Regions from separate parts of the Mus musculus genome. Here all the other regions are linked to region 5. The links are chromatin loops, found by intact Hi-C in ENCODE. Cell type or tissue: gastrocnemius. All regions are shown on one strand. Region 1 overlaps Pknox2 (Pbx/knotted 1 homeobox 2). Region 2 overlaps Pknox2 (Pbx/knotted 1 homeobox 2). Region 3 overlaps Pknox2 (Pbx/knotted 1 homeobox 2). Region 4 has its middle 29 kb from the start of Pknox2. Region 5 overlaps Slc37a2 (solute carrier family 37 (glycerol-3-phosphate transporter), member 2).

The links. Peaks named below come from ENCODE experiments on the same cell type or tissue, not always from the same donor. Only the 100,000 strongest peaks of a DNase experiment are listed, where the experiment ranks them.
Region 1: a loop joins it to region 5, with 4 times the contacts of the local background. A loop is called at or near these places in 7 of 42 quality-filtered maps.
Region 2: a loop joins it to region 5, with 3 times the contacts of the local background. A loop is called at or near these places in 25 of 42 quality-filtered maps.
Region 3: a loop joins it to region 5, with 9 times the contacts of the local background. A loop is called at or near these places in 16 of 42 quality-filtered maps.
Region 4: it touches region 5 in a loop (6-fold over the local background); 27 of 42 quality-filtered maps call a loop at or near these places.

The regions. Positions count from the first base shown.
Region 1 is chr9:36,914,081-36,918,080 of GRCm38, forward strand. The region is part of intron 7 of Pknox2 (Pbx/knotted 1 homeobox 2); the gene reads right to left. Among named protein-coding and RNA genes, the nearest start is that of Gm34652, 58 kb to the right of the region's middle. In gastrocnemius, a CTCF peak has its summit at 2,465 (motif pointing right); DNase peaks (open chromatin) are centred at 2,472 and 2,893; H3K4me3 peaks cover 588 bases; H3K27ac peaks cover 1,578 bases.
Region 2 is chr9:36,968,914-36,972,913 of GRCm38, forward strand. The region is part of intron 3 of Pknox2 (Pbx/knotted 1 homeobox 2); the gene reads right to left. Among named protein-coding and RNA genes, the nearest start is that of Gm34652, 3.2 kb to the right of the region's middle. In gastrocnemius, CTCF peaks have their summits at 52 (motif pointing left) and 1,940 (motif pointing right); DNase peaks (open chromatin) are centred at 22 and 1,930; H3K4me3 peaks cover 345 bases; H3K27ac peaks cover 2,739 bases.
Region 3 is chr9:36,892,996-36,896,995 of GRCm38, forward strand. It overlaps Pknox2 (Pbx/knotted 1 homeobox 2), which reads right to left. Exons shown (of 13, transcript NM_001029838.2): 11 at 2,316-2,392; 12 at 1,325-1,503; 13 at 1-62. Among named protein-coding and RNA genes, the nearest start is that of Fez1, 62 kb to the left of the region's middle. In gastrocnemius, a CTCF peak has its summit at 2,126 (motif pointing right); DNase peaks (open chromatin) are centred at 1,424 and 2,179; H3K27ac peaks cover 3,607 bases.
Region 4 is chr9:37,174,247-37,178,246 of GRCm38, forward strand. No RefSeq gene overlaps it. Among named protein-coding and RNA genes, the nearest start is that of Pknox2, 29 kb to the left of the region's middle. In gastrocnemius, no CTCF peak of the experiment used is centred here; DNase peaks (open chromatin) are centred at 1,852, 1,974 and 3,044.
Region 5 is chr9:37,227,878-37,231,877 of GRCm38, forward strand. It overlaps Slc37a2 (solute carrier family 37 (glycerol-3-phosphate transporter), member 2), which reads right to left. Exons shown (of 19, transcript NM_001145960.1): 19 at 1,272-3,779. Among named protein-coding and RNA genes, the nearest start is that of Tmem218, 22 kb to the left of the region's middle. In gastrocnemius, no CTCF peak of the experiment used is centred here; a DNase peak (open chromatin) is centred at 2,233.

The DNA.
Region 1 (4,000 bases), 310 kb before region 5:
AGCCTCCACCCCCATTCACTTGGTCTGGGCAACTAAAGGGAATTTTTGTTCTGGCTTGGATCATTTTCTCCCCTACTCTTCTCCACCCTTCCCTTGTTGTTTAGCTGTGAGGCACCGAGAGGAAGCCAAAATACACCAGCAAAGGGGTAGAATGGAAAAGTTCAGGAGTAGAGACCGCAGGCAGGGCCAGGGCTGGCAACAGCTTAGCTGGGGCGAGGAAGAGAAAGCAGAGGCCTGGCCTTTCTGCATTTGGTGTCTCTCCCTGACATCTGCAAACAGGGCTGCTACTTCACACACCTCCCGAGGCCTCAGATATTTTTATAAAGATTTATTTTATTTTGAATTATGTGTGGATGTGCATGTCTACGTGCCATTACATGCACGTGGCAATGCAGGTGCTCTCAGAATCCAAAAGAGGCCATGGGCTCCCCTGGAGCTGGAGTCACAGGCAGTTGTGAGCCACTGCATGTGGGTGCTGGGGACAGAACTCAGGTTCTCTGCAAGAGCAGCACATGCTCCTAACCACTGAGCAACCTCTACAACCCACACAGGGTCACGGAATCAAACCCTCAGCTATTTGTAAATTTCAAAGCTTTCTCTAGCTAGCCTCCAGCATCAGACAGATCTGAAGATTACCAATTTACCATATACATGAATATCGGAGGGTGCTAATTAGCCACTTGATTTCATGTTAATTTCACCATCACCTTCCAGGGTCAACAAGAGAGAGAGAGTGTCACATTTTCCTCGAAAGGATTGAAGTCCCTTTCAGGACTTCCCTGACTTAAACAGCTATAGGTCTCCTGGTCTTGTGTGTATGATAGAGGCTAACAGAGAGAGGAAAGGAACTTTGGATTTAGATCCACTGGCCCTGCTACAAACACACTGCCTGGCACTGTTTGGTGTCTAATGATTTATTTCCTACTTCATATGGCTGTAGTCACTTGAGTGGCAGAGCAAGGGTTATATCTGTCCTCAAAGCCCTAGAGCCCTAGTGTTTTTTTATTCAGCAGTAGGAGAAGTTGAGTCAAGGCTACACAGGACAGCACAGACCTCGTCATATGCTTCCTTTGGTATTCTCTGGTGCACCCCTGGAACTTGGTACCAAGCCTCAGAAATCTAAGTATAGCCCCCGTCTCAGAAGAGGGCAAAGACCCCACCTTGCTGTGATGTCAGGTTGCATATTAGTCTGTAGCTCTGTGGAACGGTGGCGACAGGGCAGCTCTGACTCTCTAGGGACAGTCTTCGTCATTTTTTTTTTTTTTTTTTTTTTTGAAGAAGCCACTGTGGCAGCAGCGAAAGCCCTGGGGAAGAATCTATTGGCTAAATACATGGTATTGTTGTCTTCTCAACAGCTTCCTGGAGGCTTATCTGACTCCAGACCCAGGCGGCTGCTGTGTACACTCACAGAGGGACACCCACAGGGAGCGGAGAAGCACAGTGGTTGCAGTGTAAGTGACACTTCCAGCATCCAGTCTCGCATCCCTCTCGAGCTGTCTAGGCACCAGGCACCAAAAGCAGCTGAAGCTGAGCTCAGTCCAAGAACTCTGCTGTCTCTCTGGAGAGCCACAAGAAACCTGGCCTCCACAGGTGGTATGACCCCCCCCCACACACACACCAGTTTATTTGAGGTGGACAGGCAATGAGTCCCTCAGAAGAGGCTGAGCAGAGGGAGAAGCAACTTTACAAAAGCAAGGAACATGTGCCCCCAGAGTGCCACCTGCAACACCCTCACCCCTGCCCTCATCTTATGCACATCAATCAACGGTCATCAGTTTTACTTCAACTCTCATTTCTGGAACAAAAAGGAAGACTTCTTCAGAGAAAGGGATTTACTAAGAAACAAGAGGGGCTCTGGGATGGATCTTGGGAGTGTGTTTGTGGGATAATGGGGCACACAAAAACTGGCTGTGACCACAAGATTGGATCTGTGCTCTGACATCAGCTGGAAGAGTTGTCCGTCTCCTAAGACTTCTGTCTTTACTCTTAATAGGGAAAGGGCCTGAGATGCTCAGGAAGTTATTTTTCACCTAAAGAAGAAATTTCTGGGAAGCACACACACACGATCTCACATACAAATACTCACACACATTCACACACATGCACATATGCACACATACATGCATGCTCACACCCACACACATTTATGCACATATGCATGCATGCACACACACAAACACACACACACACACACAATGGGGTAAAAACCTAAAGCATGACAAAAATAAATGATGGAAACATTCCTCTTGAATGTATTTTGAGATGTTTGGAATTTTTATCTTACTAGGTTGTCCCTGAAACAGGGAGATAAACTGGATGACCTTGCAAAATCCCTTGCATTTTAGGATTAAGAAAAAAACAAAACAAAACAAAAAACCGATGGTCTCTAGGATTCCAGTGAAAGGATTAAGGAACAGGATCCAGATACAGGGCCCAGCCATCTGCTATCCTTGCCCTGGCCACTAGGGGTCTCTGCGGATCCATAGCCTCAGACCAGCTCACCAACCCCTCCCAGATGGCTACCACCAAGACTAACTTGCCTGGTCCGAGGGGAGGGTGGGACGTATTTCAGTGTCCCACTTCCACTGGAAGCTTGTCCCATCTTTCTAGGCATGGACGCGGACAGTCCTCTTGACTCTTCCTTATTTCCTATCACCTTTTACAGGGCACACAGAAAGGTTCTCTCTTGTGCAGATGTCTGTTGCCTTAGCTTGGGAATAGGTTTGTGAGGGAAAGAAGGCTGACTCTTCCTTTGACACTGTGCCTAGCACATTTTGGAGTGCGTGCTAGATGCTTCATAGATCTGTGGTCTAACTGGGCTGTACGCGCGTCTAGGTGGTTGAGGAGGTTGCCTCTGTCCCCAGACAGCCTTTCTGGCAGAGTCCCTCTGTTCTATCACAGCCAGAGTCCTGCCTTAGACCAAGAAGAGCTAGGCTTGCAAAAGCAAGGAAGCCAAGCACATATAAACAAACCATCTAATCCTGTCCTGTTCCACCCCAGCTGGGGGCTTTGGCCTCAAGGGAAAGGCACTCCAGGCCTGTGGAGACAAGCAGCAGCTGCTGCTCTTAAGGAACACTCCTTCCCGGAAGGAGCGGGAGCTCTCAGGTTTCACCCACCGGGCAGGAACTACACACTATGAAGCCCAACAGAAGTCACAGCTCTACTGCTATGGCGCAATGGGGTAGCACAAATCCACTTCTTGCCTCCTTGGTCTGGGGTGCTGCTTTCCCGTCTAAGTGGTAATACTCCTGAGGTGGACCACCTTCCTTTGTCCCCACCCGATCTGAAAAGTCACAGGTCACGTCCTCAAGATGATCAAGCATGGGGCAGAAGTCCTAAGGCCTTGGCAAGAGTGACTGCAGTATACCGCCTTCCACCTCCCTGATAACTTTGGAAAAGCAAAGCTTGCTGCATGTCAGGGAGAAGTCTACCCCTCTGAGGGAGAGATGGGCCGTCAGTGACTTCCATAGACTGCTGGGGAGTCCCAGAGCTAAGAGCTGGCTCCTTTACAGGCTGCTAAGCCCAGTACATTAGGATGTCCTACTTACTTCCCCATCTTCCAATCAGTTACCAAATCCAAACTCATGCTCCACAGTAACTGCTATGTCCCCTCAAGTCTCTGCATCCCTGGATTGCAGTCATCCCATGCCTAACCTGGGACCAGGAACCTTGCTCTCCTCTCTATCTGTAACAGGATGCCACTATGTTAGAAGAACACAGGCTCTATAATAACCATATACACATTCACTACTTAGTGTATGGTGTCGGGCCTGTCTCTTTTCTTATATCCTTTTCTCTTTCCTTGGGTGTCATAAGGAAATATAATGTCCATCTGAAGTCTTGTGAGGGATAAATTAAAATTTTACACATAAATACTTAGTGCACGCTATTTTTGTGATACGGGGAGCTCAGTCAATGCTGCGGGAGCTCCTTTCTCACCAGTTCATGTTGTAGCCATAAAAGCTCAATTAATTTGTCCTGCAATGTGTCTCCAGCACTG
Region 2 (4,000 bases), 260 kb before region 5:
TCCAAGCACCTGGCTTACCCTCCCAAGTGTACTCATTACACCCCCTAGTGGTAGCAAAGGACACGGGCCATCAGCCTTCTTCAAGACTAGTCCAGAGGTGGTCTGCGTGGAAGTTTTGGGGAAGGGAAAAAAACAGAAGAGTGCAGACACCAGGACTTTCTTCTGTTTGGGTTCAATATAGAGTTGCCAGTATGTAGAGGCAGAATTACCAAATGGATGGCCTGCTTCTTACATAGGAGACAGGCCATGAGGAAGTGTGTGTGTGTGTGTGTGTGTGTGTGTGTGTGTGTCTTTACAGGTCTTCTTCACTGCATTCCACTCCACCTCATCATCAGTAAATGAGCTGCCCCTTGGGGCCTCAAAATTTCTCCTTGAACTAGACCAGGGTTTGTAAGCAGAGACATCCTGGCAATGCCACCCAGGGAAACTGAATGCCCGGGGAGATGCTGAGTTGCAGTGGATGCCTTGAAATATTTAGAGCCAGCCACTCACAGGCTAGATACTGATATAGCACTGCCCAGCATGGGGAAGGAAAACCTGAAGAACACAGAGAGGGGGAAACTCTCTCCAGGGCAGAGGGGGCTGGTGAGCTAGAAGTCTTTGGGATCCAGTGTTCAGATTTCCCTGTCTCTCCCTGAAGGTACTTGGGGCCTCTATCAGGTCTCCCCTAGCAACCTAAAGGAATAGAGGTGCCATTCAAAAAAAAAAATATTGATCTCAGGAGTGTGTGTGTTTTGTCGTTATGTTGTTGTTGTTTGTTTGTTTGTTTTGTTTTGTTATTGTTCTTTTCAGAGAGGGAAAGAAAGAGCTACCCTGACCTGACCTGAGTCTCCAAAGTACCAGGCATGCTTTGACCTCAAGCACACAAGCAAAGCAGAGGGGTTTCATGCTTCATTCAGCAGATGCTTATCACAGATCCACTCTGTGCAGGGAACTGTGCTAAGGAGTGAGGCAGGATGGGTGAATGAGGCCAGATCTTCTCTCTGGGGTGGGGGGTATGGTTGGTGGAGGGAGGTGATAATTTGGCAGGAAGGAAGAAAGTAAAGTGGGGACCGGTGAGGATAGTGCTGGCCAAGCATCTTGGCTACAAGGCTTGTCCTTCTCTCATTCTGACCCGCCTCAGCAGACTGACCACTGGGCTTGCCTTGTGTCCATCTCAGTGATGGACACTGAGACCCAGGCTATCCTTAGCACAGGAGCCTAGGAGAGAGCAGAGTGTGGGAGTCTCTCTCCTCTGTCAGGAAGACTATCAAGGTTTGTCTTCATTGCCCGGATTTGTGTGGATTGTCGCCAGTCATAGTAAGCAAGGGGAGACTAGAAAGAAATCCATAAGGAAAAAAAGGAAGCAGATTATTTCCTCCTCCTCCTCCTCCTCCTCTTCCTTCTCCTCTTCTTCTTCCTCCTCCTCTTCCTCCATGCTAGAGATGGACTCTAGGACTTTGTGCTGTTCTAAACATGTACTCCACCACTGACCTACACATCCCTTGCCCAGAGGAAAATGTCTTGAGATACTAGAAAGACCTTCAAAATGAAGACTTCTGAAGAGAGCTAGGTGAGGGGCACACATACTCCTAGCACTTGGGAGGCAGGTATAGTGCATTTCCAGGCCTCTAGGGTCTACATAGTAAGACCCTGTACACACACACACACACACACACACACACTCACACACTCACACAGATACACACACACATTCCCCAAAGACGATACTAAAACAAGTATATGAGTTCTCTCTTTTAAAACCCGGAAGAATAAGGAAATAGAGATCTTGAGAGATGTTAAGAACTCTGGAAGATAAAGTAACTTTGACTGGGCCTTGGTTCTGGAGCGCGGGGTGGGCCTGGCAGAAAGAGAGAGCCTGGGAGTGAGGAGTGCCCCAAAGCACCAATCTTTTTCAATGACTGAAAAGGCTGCAGGGTTGTAGTACCAGAAATCTCCAGAAGAGGGAGCACAGGGCAGAGACACTGCTACAGCAATATCCAGGAAGGTTTTTTTTTTTTTTTTTTTTTTTTTTTTTTTTTTTTTTTTCCCTCAGACGATTGGGGCAACTATTTAACACTGGGTTTGAGTCTTTTGGTAACTTCATTCCGTAAATGAGAAACTCACAGTGAAGGTAAGGCAAAGAAAGCTCAAACAGAAAAATTATGACTAAACAGAAAAGTCATAAATCTCCACTCTTTCCTTAATGCTCCCATAACGAAGGCAAGGGCTGTTTAGAGATGGTGTCACTTGATAATGTCTGTTGCAGAGCAAAGAAGGATAGCTGAGAATCCTAGAATCAACTATCCACGAGGCGAAAGCAGTTTTCAGTTCTGAGCCTGCCAGCTGTACAGCAAGGATGCTAGCTGACTCTGGCTCCTCCCCTTTTCTGGAGTCAACATAAAAGTTCCTAGGCCACTGCTGTTGCCCTCTAAGGATATTTTTTTTTCCTGAAAGAGAACTGGAAGCCACTTTAAAAAAAAGGCTTAAGTTACTTTCTCAGCCTAGACAAGTACAGCCACTTTTGGAAACTTGACCCAGGAGCTCAGTTGCCAAAGACCTCTATGCTCATCTGGGGAGTCTTGCTGTGTCCTTAATCCTTCGCACGCACCCCATCTTGCTTCACCCTGAAGGGGCATAAGCACCATCCTGGAGAGGAATGTAGGGATGTTTGTCATCCTGTCAGATGTAGGGTCTGGATGTAGGGAAGCCCTTTAGCAATAGCTGGGGGGTCTTGGATCTTTAGGGAAACCTGCCCTATATGCTTTCTTTGGTAGCAGAAAGAGGACCAGTTCAGAGTTTTGGGGCTCCAGAGCTTTCTTCAGAGGTTCTGTGGGGTCACTGGCCCTGTCCAGAGACCCTCTCATTTCTGTCATTAGATGTCACCAGGGCATTCAAGGGACCACAGCCAATGCCACAATCAGAGAGCTCTGAGGAACATTTACGCTGGAGAATTGCTTGGTCTGGACTCAGCTGAAGAATTTTCCCTTTAATGCTGAGACCTTTATTACAAGACATGGTGGGGAGGAGTGGTGGTGGGGGGAACCCTATGCAGTACTCAACTCCACAAGATATCCAGGAGGAAGTAATTTGTATCACTGATACTGTCATTGAACTGGTCCAAAGTGCCATTTTGCAGACTCAGGAGCCAAATGAGGTCATGGGAGACTGGGGCCCCAAAGGTGGGTACAAAAGAATCTTCACTCTGAGAAACAGGAATGTACAGCTAAGGGGTGCCCCCTCTCTGTGCCTTCTTAGCACTAGCTCCCCAGAGTCAGTGCCATGATGCCCTCAGACTGGAGCACAAACTCCACTGTGTTGACAAACATAGGCTTAGGGAAAAAATTGCCAAGCTCGTTAGAAGGAGCTCATTAGGACTTGTTGACATGAAACCCATTAGACCAATTAACATTCCATTAACGGCCTGGGGCACCAAGGGGTTAATGCTGCCGGGCAGTAATTGGGCAGGGGTGTAGGGGTTGGGGGCTCAAGGCCTTAAGGATGAGAAACAAAGTCTAATTGGGAACTGTCTGGCCAGCTGGCCTGACAGCATTTGTTCCTGGCCCCTGACCCTAACTGGGACTAAATTGTATCCTAGTATCCGGCGTTGAGGTAGAAGAAGGAAGGAAAGTTCAAATTTGCTCTGACCCCTTCCTGTCATGCTCCTTCACTCCAGACTGGAGACTGGGCAGGTGGATGGCATAAAGAATGGGGGGGGGGCGGGGGAGGCGGGGGCTTCCCGCCCTCTTCAATCCTGAGAGTTCTGTTTTCTTCATCTGTGACATTCTCTCCTTCATTCCCTCTGGTCTTGTTTTATTCATTTTATTTTATATTTTATTTTTGAAACAAGGGTCTTCTTCGATAGCTCAGGCTAGCCTCAGACTCACTATGTTTCTGCCTCAGCATCTGGTTTAAGAGCTGCGTCTTGTACATCACATCTAGTTGATTCGGTATCTTTTTCTAGCTCTGAGAACTGAGAGCCCTCTCCTATTCAGAAACTGGTTTTCTGTGACATTGCCTA
Region 3 (4,000 bases), 330 kb before region 5:
CTGCATGGCCATGGTGGCATTGTCTGAGGACAGGGACTGCAGGTTGTCCAAGTTGATGGAACCTGCATGGGAGAGGACAAAGGTTAGGATGAGGCAAGGACTGTGGCTTGGGCCCAGCAACCTTAGTGATGGACAGGGTGGATGGGCTGGCTTGTGGGATGGTGGGGCCCTTGTCACCAAAAAAGGTGTAAGAGCACCAAACCCTGAGTGAGACAATCCACCGGCATGAAGCTTTCTATCCCTCCATTGCTTAACTTCTGCACCATTCCAGGCAGCAACACTCCAGGCTACTACATATTCAGCATTCTCTATATAAGTATAGAAAGCACTTTTTAATTAATTAATTAGTTAAAATTTCCAACTACTTTGTAAAGCAGGAACTCTGAAAGGAATTCTGAAGTGGAGGAAACTGAGTCTTGTCTTCATCTTCATCTTCTGCTAAGTCTTGGGTTCCAGATACTGTGTCACCACTGCTAGCACTGGGATTTTCTGCAGACTTGTCCAGCACCACCTCTATTTATTCCTAATCTACCTCAACAGATGGCAACACGTCACAGAGGAACCTGTGTACAGCCATAGGCATGCAGATATGCATGTGCACGGGTGTCTCCACCCTAGTGCCCACACAGCGATCTTCAGGGGCCAACCTCAGAAATGTCTCGCTGATTAAATTATCCATTGTTTACCATGAAACCAGCACGTTGGAGAGCAAGTATGGAGGGTGTGATAGAGAATCTGGAAGAACAAAGCTTCCCTTGGCCTCTGTTCACAAGCCAGCTGCCTGCCTTGGTATTTATAGATGGCCTTGCCCTTGGAGAGCTAAGTAGATAGTGTCTGTGCTCAGAAACTTGGGAGTATGAGGAGCAAGGAGAAAAGGGCTCTTGCTGAGCAACCACTGACTCCAAGGACCACCCTCTCCCATTCCATTGTGAGCTTGCTTTAAGTTTGTTAAAACTTACATGAGAGATGAGCGTTGTGGCTCATACTTGGAAACCTAGCACTAAGAGAGCAGAAGCATAAGGATCAGAATACAAGAATAGCCTTGGCCATATGAGGCCAGACCACATGAGATCCTGCCTCAAACAAAACAAATCACAGATAATAGCAATAACAAAAACAAACCAAAAATGTGCACAGAACATCCCTTCTTAGTAAGCTCTCTCTCTCTAAAAACAAAACAGAACAAAACACAACAAAACAACCTGGTACAAGCACTGTGGAAAGTAATGACAGGACCCTGGGGAAGGAGACATTCACCCTTGAATCTTTGCTTTTCGGGAGCCCCACCAACCCCAACCGAGGGCATCCTTAGGCCTGGTCTTACCATCAGGGTTCGTCCCTGGGGTGCCACCCTGCTGTTGCAGAACCCCAGCAGCAATGGAATTGGGCCAGAATCTTTGGGTGGGCCGGTGCTGAGACTTGATTTTCTTGGCTTTGGGAGCAGGATCTGGGTTGCTGGCATCAAGCATGGGCTGCAGGATGCGCCTCCTGGCATTGATGAACCTGCCCAGGGGTGATGGGGAAGACCTGGTTAGACACCATCTGGGCCGCATGGATAGTGTTGGGGTGAGCAAATGTGACATTTAAGCTGCTCCCCGCAAATGTCTGTAGGCAGGGGTACTAGTCTACAGGTAAGAAATCCTATGCCCGAGGAGTTTGTGAATTACCCAAGGTTTGGTGATCAAAGACTCTGGGAAGAATGCATGAGGAGCTGTCAGAAATCCTTACTCAAGATCCACCAGAACTGAACAGAGAAGGGAAGGGCTGTGGACACAGTCACCAACTTTTGGACTTATAACAGGGGCCTAGCTTTAGGGTCTAGTACCTTCCGTCCATCCTGACCAGAAGCAGACAAGGACACCCTACATCCCTGCCAGTTCAGGAAGGCATCTCTCCCTCCTCATTCCTAGCTTACTTTGTAAAATGTTTTGGTTTCAGCATACATGGAGTTGGGTAGACCAGATAACCACTGCTGGATTGGATGTGCCTTTGGTATCTGATGTAAGACCCTCTGGTCTGTCTCTGCTAGGCTGGTGAACCCAGATTCTCTAGCAGTGGTATTGTTTTGTTTTGTTTTTCCCCCTAAACTCATTAGGTTTCCATGGATGTACTTGACCCAATTTCCCAGCAGAGGGTGCTGTGAAGCTGCAGTTGAAGGCCAGGCCAGGCTGACTCCAGCTCCTTGTATCTGGCCTGGCAGTGGAGCTGAGGCTGAGGCAGGTCTGGGCACTCTCTCTCCTCTCCCTGCTCAGAGTTCCCTAGCCAAGCATGTGCTCCTGGATCTGAGAGCCTGTGGGCAGGTGATGCCAACTCACCAGTTGTTTACTTGCAGAAGGGTGAGGTTTGTCTGCGCGGCAATCTGCCTCTTCTCATCTTCAGTGGGATAGGGGTGCTGAAAGGAGAGAATGGCTAATGAGGAATTGTGGGCATATGGAGGCTAGATTGTCCTGGTGTTCATACCCAGCACATGGACACAGCTCAGGAATGGGGAGCCGGAACCGGAAAAGGGCAATGTTTGCTCTTGAGGACAATGCATCTGGAGTGTACACAAGAAGCTCCCACGTGCCTTCGACTCCCCCAGCACAGTGCCACACAATGGGGACCAGGGCGGTTTTTACAGTCAGTTCAGTATTGATCGCAAGGCACTTTCCCCTGACTCTCACTTGATTCCCCAGAAAGGCAGGCATTCTCAGAGCTAGGATCAACAATGGTCTTGAAAGCCCCCAAAAGGCAGTACATGGGGAAGGGGCATGAATTAATACAATCTAAATTACTTGTTATTTATATCTACTATGTATCCAGATTTTTCCTAAGAATTTGGAGAGACCAGATATATACAGTGGTACACTACTGCCATAGGACCTTTTAATCCTTTGCAACGCTTCCATACATTTAACTTCATTTAATCAAACATATTAACATTGTGAGGTGGGCCAGGCAGTAGTGACACACACTTTTAACTCCAGCACTGGTCTATAGAGTGAGTTATAGGACAGTCACTCAGATGGTCCTACCACCTCGGTTCTTCAGACTATGGCTCTGCGTTCCCTTGCGGAGGGCTGAGTGGTACAGATATCTCCTACGGTCTTGCATACTCTGGTCTGGCCTTGATTACACATTTATTCCCTCTCTTGAACCGCACTTCATGAGGACACAGTGCACATTTAAGAATGTGTCTGCACCATCTTTACACATAAATGACCACTGATAGAGGAAAACAAAGGCAAAATTGGAGATGCTGAAGTTTCGGCGCTGAGCACCGTAGAAATGTATGGAAAGGGAATATGAAGTGGCCAGAGCCACAGGAAGATGGCTGAACTGAGTGACATTAAAGAAAGGAAAAGTCTGATTGGGTGTGGTGGCTCATGCTTATAATCACAACACTTCAGAGGTGAAAGCAGAGTGATCAGCCTGGCCTACAAGAGACTCTCAAAACAATATCCTCCCCCCGCCCCACCACAAAAAAAAAAAATCACAAAAATAAAACAAACAAAAAACCTACCTGGAATCAGAAACAAAAGAAAGGGAGAACCTAAGGAGGAGGGTCTGGAGGCCACTGAGTGTGGAGCCAGACAACACTGAGTTAATGTAATTCTGGGGCTTTCTGAGGCTCTGGCACAAGTGCCTCACAGGCAGTAGGCATTGGGAGAGTCTAAAGAGACTATGGATTAATCCTAGAAACAGAGAAGGAGACCTGGAGGTCTTGGGCATAGAGCGCCAAGCCATCCAGCATTCTCAGACCAGGATCTTTCTTTCTGCTCCTGTTGCTAGTAGACAAGAAATGCTTGGACTCTTTAAAGTCCCAGAGATTGGGGCTCCCAAACTAGCTCTATTGTGAGACCTCAGGCATGGCATTTAACAAGACGTTATTAAGTTATGTGATGATTAAATACTTGCAAAGAGTTTGTACGGTGAGGATGGGGTGACTTGGGCAAGATGTTTAAAGCTCACAGAGGGAGCAGTTGGAGTATTGCAGCCTTTGAAGTGCTGGCGTTAGCAG
Region 4 (4,000 bases), 54 kb before region 5:
GAGACTGACTTCCAACCTCCCTCCACTGTGCCACTAAAGACCAAGGACGCTGTGCCTCGGTTTCCCCTGCTATACAGTGAGGGAGCTACACTAGGTCCCATTGGAATAGCTATATTTCAGAACCCTTGCCATCACTGCTCATTCACCCACCTACAAACACTCCTCTTTATCGAGCCCTTGCTATGAGCAGGTGTTACAGATATGACAGAATCACAAAGTGATGGACGGGGTCAGAGTGAGGTGTAATTTCTGGGGAATGTTTGCATAAGCAATGGCAGAGCCTTAGGGACCATGTTATATGCTGGGACGCAAGGGTCTGAAGTACAACCCTACCCTTGACCTTCAATGTGTCTTATAGCTGGAGACAGGATCTTAAAGGAAGTTGTAAGGGTGGGGTTCTGATCCGAGAAGACTGGTGTCTGTATAAGAATTAGAAAAGACGAACTGGGTAGGCATAGCAGGCATGAGTTTAATCCCAGCTCTTGGAAGCCTGATCTACCTAGTTAGGATAGCCTAGGATAGCCAGAGCTACATAGTAAGACCCTGTCGAAACAAAACAAAGCAACAAACACCACAAACAAATGGAAGGGGTGGTTATTTCTCCCCTATTCCCTATACAAACAGGAGAAGTAGTCATCTACAGACCACAAGGAGGGGTCTCAGCAGAAACTAACCTAACTGGCACCTTAACTTTGGACTTCTGGCTTCTGGAATCATGCAGATACTAATTTCTGTTGGGGTTTTGTTGGGTTGGCACACACTAACAGGAGGGAAAGGGAACAAGTGCAGAGATACAGAAGATCAGGTTAGGGCTCTACCAGGCTTCAACAGGGAAGGTTTCCCATAGATGCTGCTGTCTGAAGGGCCAGGGACATTCAGAGGTTAGGAGGGGGGGATACTGGATAGGACACCTGCAGGAGACAATGCAAAGGACGAGCATTGGGTCCACTGGGAAGAACTGAGCTCATTTGTTCTCAGTGCAGCTGAAATGGTCGGAAGAAGCGATGCCAGAACGAAGAAGGGGGTGCGTGGGGGCTATGAGCAAATATGCCTCAAAGGCCAGCAAGCTGCAAGAACTTTGAATGCTTGAGATTTATCCCATGATGCTTCTGATAAACAAATGCCAAGGTGAGTTGTGCAGGTGAAGAGCTGGACAGCTGCTCTTGCCCCCAGGATGGCAAACCTACCTGTCCCTTCTGGGCAGGCTTTGCTTGTTCACACAAAGGCTTCCCTCTTACCTTTCCACACATCTTCTAGGAGAGCCTTTCCTTTAGGTACATGCCTTCAGTTTGACAAAAATCCCTTGTTTCTTATTAATAACCTCTAGCGTTTATTGCGTTAGTTAATGCCAACCAAGCATGAGGCGTTGTTTTAGGGGCTTTATGTGAATTAGCTCTTTTAATCCTCACATCAACATTATGGAGTAGATTCTATTAACTCCAGTTTATGGATGAGGAACCTGAAGCACCAGAGATTAAGTCACCTGCTCCGAGCTACTCAACTAACAGAGAAGCCAAGGTTAAACCCCTGGGGCAGCCTGGCAGTCTGACTTGGTGTTCATATATTCTGTGGTCAGAAGAGAGAAGTAGAGATGGAGGGAGGGAAGAAGAAAGAGAGGTGGGGAGGAAAGGAAGGAGGGAAGGGTAGAGGGATGGAAGAAGGAAAGGAGGGAAGGAGGGAAAGAGGAAGGGAGGGAAGGAGGGAGGGAGAGAAGGGGGAAGGATAGAGGGAGTGAGAGAGGAAGGGAAGGAGACAGGGAGACAGAGAAACAGAAAAACAGAGACTGAGGCTGGGTCTTGGCTAGGTGCCCCTGGCTAGTTTGAGTACAGTAGCCAGGATAAGAACTGTGAACTTTCTGATTCCAGATTCTGGGCTCCTACCCACTTGGAAGTGATGCCTTTTGAGGGACTGGTGAAGAAGCAGATGGCTTTTTATAGCTCCTCAGGAAGTAGATTAGAGAGGCCTGTCACGAGGTCCTTGGAGAATAAAGGAAATCAAGGAGGCCAGCCAAGCAGACTCTGTGGCCAAGTATTTATCATCCTGCATCACTTAGCTCTTACACATTCACTCATTCATCAGATGCTTATTCTGAGCCTTCTGTCTTGGGCACCGGGTTGAGAAAAGCAAGCAGAGGAAAGCAAGCGATTGCTAAGAAAGACCATGGTATACACCAGCCGTCTAAATGGCAGGGTTCATAAATAAATAAACAGAACAAATTATTAGAGTGTGACTACATCTATAGATCAATATATTTCTCTTCATCTACCTATAAGATCTTATAAAGAAGATAGCCTACCCCTGCCTGCAGAAATCTCTGCACCCATCACTCTAAAGGTGGTGCCCATAGAGCCAGGCAGAAAGGATGATGGGAGCATCCTGGGAGAGCAGGTGAGATCCTCTGAGCTTCCCAGAAAGAACATGATGGATGTCTGTACTCCTGGACCACAGATCCACAGCGTCAACACTGAAAGGCTTAGAACAGATGAGCAAACTGAGCAGGAACGGGCTGCTCCAGGAAGCATCACATCTCAAGGCCATGCACATTCGAGTCCTGTCGCCAACTCAGCCCTTTGTCTCCGACATGGCTTGTCCCAGGTTTACACAGGCAGCAGGTGGCTGATACTCTACAGCCAATAGTGCAAGAATCACTACAGCCTCCACACCAGACTTCTGGCCTTTGTGAGTACAGTTGCAAACAATGCAGAAGGAACAGGAAAGAGGAATAAGAGAAGTCACGAAGTTCGATGCAGTCTCTGGTTAGTACACCTGTAAAAATTCCAAATCTCCTTGACACCCCTCTCTCCAACCCACTTCCTAGCCACGAGTCTTACATACAGAAGCAATACAGATTGCTTCCCACAGTGACTTTCTCTCTCTCTCTTTCTCTGCTGCCTGCTCTACCAACTCCACACGTTGTCAACCACTATTTCATCTGCAGATCCTTTTCTCCACGGGTGTGGGATAAGCCCCACAAAGTCCCCCTCAAAGATCAAGGGGGTTGCAGTTCTACTACCAGCCAGCAGGGGACAGTCCTGCTTCGAGTCTCTGTCCTGCCCAACCAGCCCCAACCCCCAGCCCAGTCACAACTCCTTAGAGATGCAAATTGAGAGGCAGCCTTCCTAACCAGAGAGGGCTGCTAATTCTCCGACGAGTATGCAGATTTTCATCTTGCCTTTGCTTGGGTTTATTTGTTTTACTTTGCAATAAATTTAATACAGACTCCCTGAAGCAGAGAGGCAGATGGACTATAAACTCTGCATTTTGAGCAGCCGTACTTACTAGGTTAGTGTGTGTTTTGATCCCTGCTTAAATTATATCTATGAAATTTGACATGGATTTGGGTCTGGGGTTTGCTGGCTTGTTGGGGCCTCTGGAGCTGTTCTTGGGGAATTTACAAGGATTGATTTGATTACCGGAGCTTTAATTTCTCACAGAGGCTAACGAGGAGGCCGAGGAGCCTGGCTGGGCACTATGGGAAGATGGAAAAGCAAGAGAGTTGGGCTTCTATGCGATTCAGTGATGACGTCATTAGCACTGTATCACACGCCTCCTGCAAGGTCTGAAGCCAGACCCCATGGACCTATGTGGGATCCTTCTGCCTTCCTTGGAGGACATGTATGAGTAAAAGTCTTGGGGAACTTGGAGCCTAGGGGAGGAAAACTCAGATACACGCACGTAGGGGTAGATATAACTAAATATTGAGAACAGCACAAATTAACATTTCATATGACTGTACATTGGACTGAGTCGATAGGACAAAGGGAAAGAAATGTAACTGCCCCCTCCAGTGAGGGAAAATGTAACTGCCTCCTCGTGCCTCACACCAACGTTTACAGTCTCCTCCTGTCTCTGCTTCCTCCACGGATCACTGAAGAAAGACAGTGAGTGGAAGGAACCAGGAACAGTATAACCTGGATTCTTGGCTCAGCTTCACCGATTCCTTCTTTGTACAAATATTTGGGCAACATATTAAGCTTGCCCGGCTTCAGCTTCTCTGGCT
Region 5 (4,000 bases):
GAGAGAAACCCCTAGAAGGAGCTGTTGATTGTGGGGAGGAAGCCTGGAATTGGGCAGGAGTGGGGGTTAAAGTAGTTGAAGTATACTTAAAGATGATGTCATTGATGAGCTCTGATTGGGGCACTGTGCAGCAGCCAAAAGAGGGCACATCCCCTTTAGAGTTATTTCTAAAAGGATGGTAAGGATGCTGCTGTACTCGGTGCTATGTGGCCACCCCTGTATACCTGTTAATCTTTGAGGTTTTTGGCTCATGCACGTGCACATGCCTGGTGGATATGTATGCATGTGGAGGCCATAAGTTAACCTCAGGTGTCATTGTCAGATGCCATCCATCTTGATTTTTGTTTGTCTTAGGTAAATTCTCACTGTCTGGAGCTTACTATCTTCCTGTTTCTGCCTCTCGAGTGCTGGACAATTAACTTGCCCCCATACTTTTCTTCTTCGAGCGTGTTCTGGGAGTCAAACTCGGGTCCTCATGCTTACCCGGCAAGCATTTTACCCACTGAGCCAGCTTCCCAGCACTGGGAGCTCCAGTTTTTCTATGCTTCTGACTGTAAGTCGGTCATGCCTGTTTTGCACTAATGATGCGTATGAGTTTGCTATTGCTGCTGTAAAACATTACAAACTTCACATGGCTTAGAACAATGCACATGTATTATCTTACTGTCTCACAGGGCTAAGGACAATACTGTAGGAGAGATTCTAGGGGAGGACCTATTTGCATTCTTTAGCTTCTAGAAGTCCCTCACATTCCAGGGTTGATGAGCCCTTTCTGCATTCAGAAATCAGCAATGTAACATCTTCCACTGTTTTCCACCCCTGCCTCACTGTCATTCATGAGAGCCTTGTAGTTATCCTGGGCTCAGTTGACAACCCATCTCAAGAAGTCTCGTTTATCATGTAGCACAATATATTTATGGGATCTAAGAATTAGGGTGTAGACAGTCTGGGGGGGGGGAGGCATTACACCTTCTACAGGATATAGGGTTCCATTTCTTAGCTGTAAGGATGGCCTCCTTCCACCCCCAAACCTCCCTTATTCCCATAGCCTCGTGGACAAGGTCGGTTGCTTTGTCTAGGTCTCATGGCTCCCTGCAGCGGCCCTCCCCACCCTCTGTCTGGTCCCATGTTTAGGTCCTTCCTCACTCCTTCAGTGAAGCCTTAAAATTCTCAGCTCTACAAGAGGCTCTTTCCCTTCCAGCTACTTCCCACCTGCCACTCCTCATACACACTAGCCCAGCCTCCCAGTGGGTCTCTAAAGGAGAAACACAAAGAGTTATTGCCTTTTAATTACACGTGCTATTGTAGCATCTATAAGGAAGAACATTTTAAGCTTAATTGAGACCAAATGTGAAGTTAAATTAAATGAATAACTAATTAAGGTAATGTTCCTGCATTAGCCCCGTGTGAGTGCAGAGGCCTGAGAGAAGACAGGTACCAGGCCTCTAGTGAACAAACTGTGCGCAGAGCTGGCGTGTTGGGGGGATGAGGAGGGTGCAGAGAACCTGGCCTGGCAAGCGAGTGCAGAACGGTCCATGGGGGTGGTGATCCTCAGCCTTTGGGGTTTTCTCCAACCCTCTTCTTACACCTCCAGCCTAAGCCTTCATTTTTGAAGCCTGGCTCTGGGCTCTCACAAATCTTTTGAAGCTTTCTAATGACTCTCTTGCCTGCCTGGAGTGCATGTGTGCGTGTGTCCATGCTCTGGTCCTTATCCCAGCATAGGACAGCATGACAAGATTTATATTAGCTTCTTCTGTCTTCTGCTTCTCACTGCCTTTTCATATTGATCATCCAAGGCCCTTGGATTCTTCCTTCAAATACTGTCACACGTGAAGCCACCAGGATCGCCCCTACTGGCCCTGCCCACCAGTCCTGTCGCATCAGGTCTGAACTAATGAATGATGTAGCCCTCAACTGAGGTCATTGCTTTGTAGCTTGTGTTGTTTCTATTTTCATAGTCTGTCTTCTCTGCAAAGGAGACAAGAGCAGCAAGTGTGACTAACACTTATCTCCCTTCACACCAGTCCCATGCCTTGAGCAATGTTATTCCCCTGTGTAGATGAGGAGACAGGAAGAATGTGGTAAGTAATGAGGCTGAGATAGAGAAGACCTCCTAGAACCACTCCTCCCACACTGATCTCTCAAGAGGCTGTGTCAGGAAAGCAGAGTCTTCCTTCTCTGCAGAGGAAGGAATAGCAACCCTGCCTGCCCTGGACTCTACTACGGGATGCTATCACCATCTAGTGGCCTACAGAAGTAACACAGCTTTGCCTTAAAGTCTGTCCTTTCCACATAAGGTCAGTCTTTCTGGTCTTGAGGGATTTGTGAACACTGAGCAGACTACCATGTGCCAGCCCCTGCCCTGTACCAGGTCCTGAGGATAAGATGTGCCTGACTGACTGCTTCCTGCAGGACTAAAGTGAGAACCAGGCAAGTGAGCTTTATATTTTATTGCTGAGGCCAGTGTATCTAGCTAACACACTGACTGACACAACATCCTAGTAAATGCAATGGATGTATCTTGTATGGGGGTCTAGGCTCCTGCTGGATTGCACAGTGTTATCAATGTCATGAGCAATGCCCTCTGGGAAAGACAGCTGTCGCAGCCCCAGAACACCAATCTTTGTTGTTCATGTGACAATGCTTTACTGCCCCTCACGAGCCCCATGGCTGCTGCTATGCCAGGCCCTACCAAGGATAAGCAGTGGCACAGTTGGCAAAGGAAATCTGTATTGGTGCTGATGGGCAGCTTAGAGGTCAGGCGGAAATGCCAGGAGTCAGCCTGGCATGTCGTGAACCAGGACTCAAGAGCGGAAGGAAGGGGCATCAGAACACCAGGCAGAGGGTGGCTGCAAGGTGTCTCCTAGCAACTGCTCAGTAGCAGTTACGCAGATGTTTCCAGTGGTATCTTCATTTCTTGCTAAACTTGGCACCTATGTTCAGGGTTAAGTTCTTCCCATAGCCACTTCCTGTTTGTTCTTAAAGGACAGCTGTCATGACTTGAGCACCCAGTGCTTAATTCACACTGGCATTTGCAGTTGTATACAACACCTTAGTCTTCACCAAACTGACCCTGATGTCTTCATCCACTGAGGCATCTTAAGAGTGAGGCAAGGAAGGTACTGGGCTCTGAGGGTGGACACGGTCAAGAGCCCGAGAGCAAGTTCCCCTACATTTAGTACTTATGACAGCTCCCGTACCCCATCCAAGCCTTGACTCTGCAAAGGCAGCACTAATGCTTCAAAGTGGCTGAGTTATCAACAGGATCGAGTGGAGGATAGATCAACAGGGTCCTACTTGGAGAAATACAGAAAGAATAGTTCATAGACAGAGACAGACACAGAGACAGAAACAGAGAGAGAGAGAGGCCCAGCACCTTTGAAACAAGGTGAAATCCCTCATAGGTACAGGATAATTACAGAGGTTTATAATTTAACATGGGAAGGAGAGATGCACCTTTTCCAGGCCTTGGAATCCAAACAAGCAAGAGTCTGAACCTGTCCTTCCTTTCTGCTTTCAGCCCATTCCTTCTGATTGCAGTTCCCAGAGCTCAGGCCTTGAAGTCTGCCATGTTCCCATGCTTGGTGCTCAGCAGCCCCTTCCCATAGAGTTTTCTGTACCCTTCCTTAGTGGCAATGTAGCTTGGGGCTAGACCAGTTAGATCAGGAGGCTTTGCCTCTCCCTGTGATGGAAGCTTCCATTCTCTTGCTCATAAGTTGGGTACCCAGCAGGGGTGGCCCATGTTGCTCTTCCAATTGAGGCCTCAAATTTGTTTGTACCTGCATGAACAGAGGGTGGGATGGAAGAGAAAGTAAGCCACAACTTAATAAGCTTCTGCCTTTCATGTCTACTGTTCGTAATTAGGGTTCCCCTTTACTTGTTGGGCAGGCACTAACAAGCCAGAATAATATGGGAAACAAAGTGTTTCTGCCACATTTGGCCACTTCACAAAAAGCATCACTCCCTATCTCATTCTCTCTGTGCCTCAGACCAACCCTGA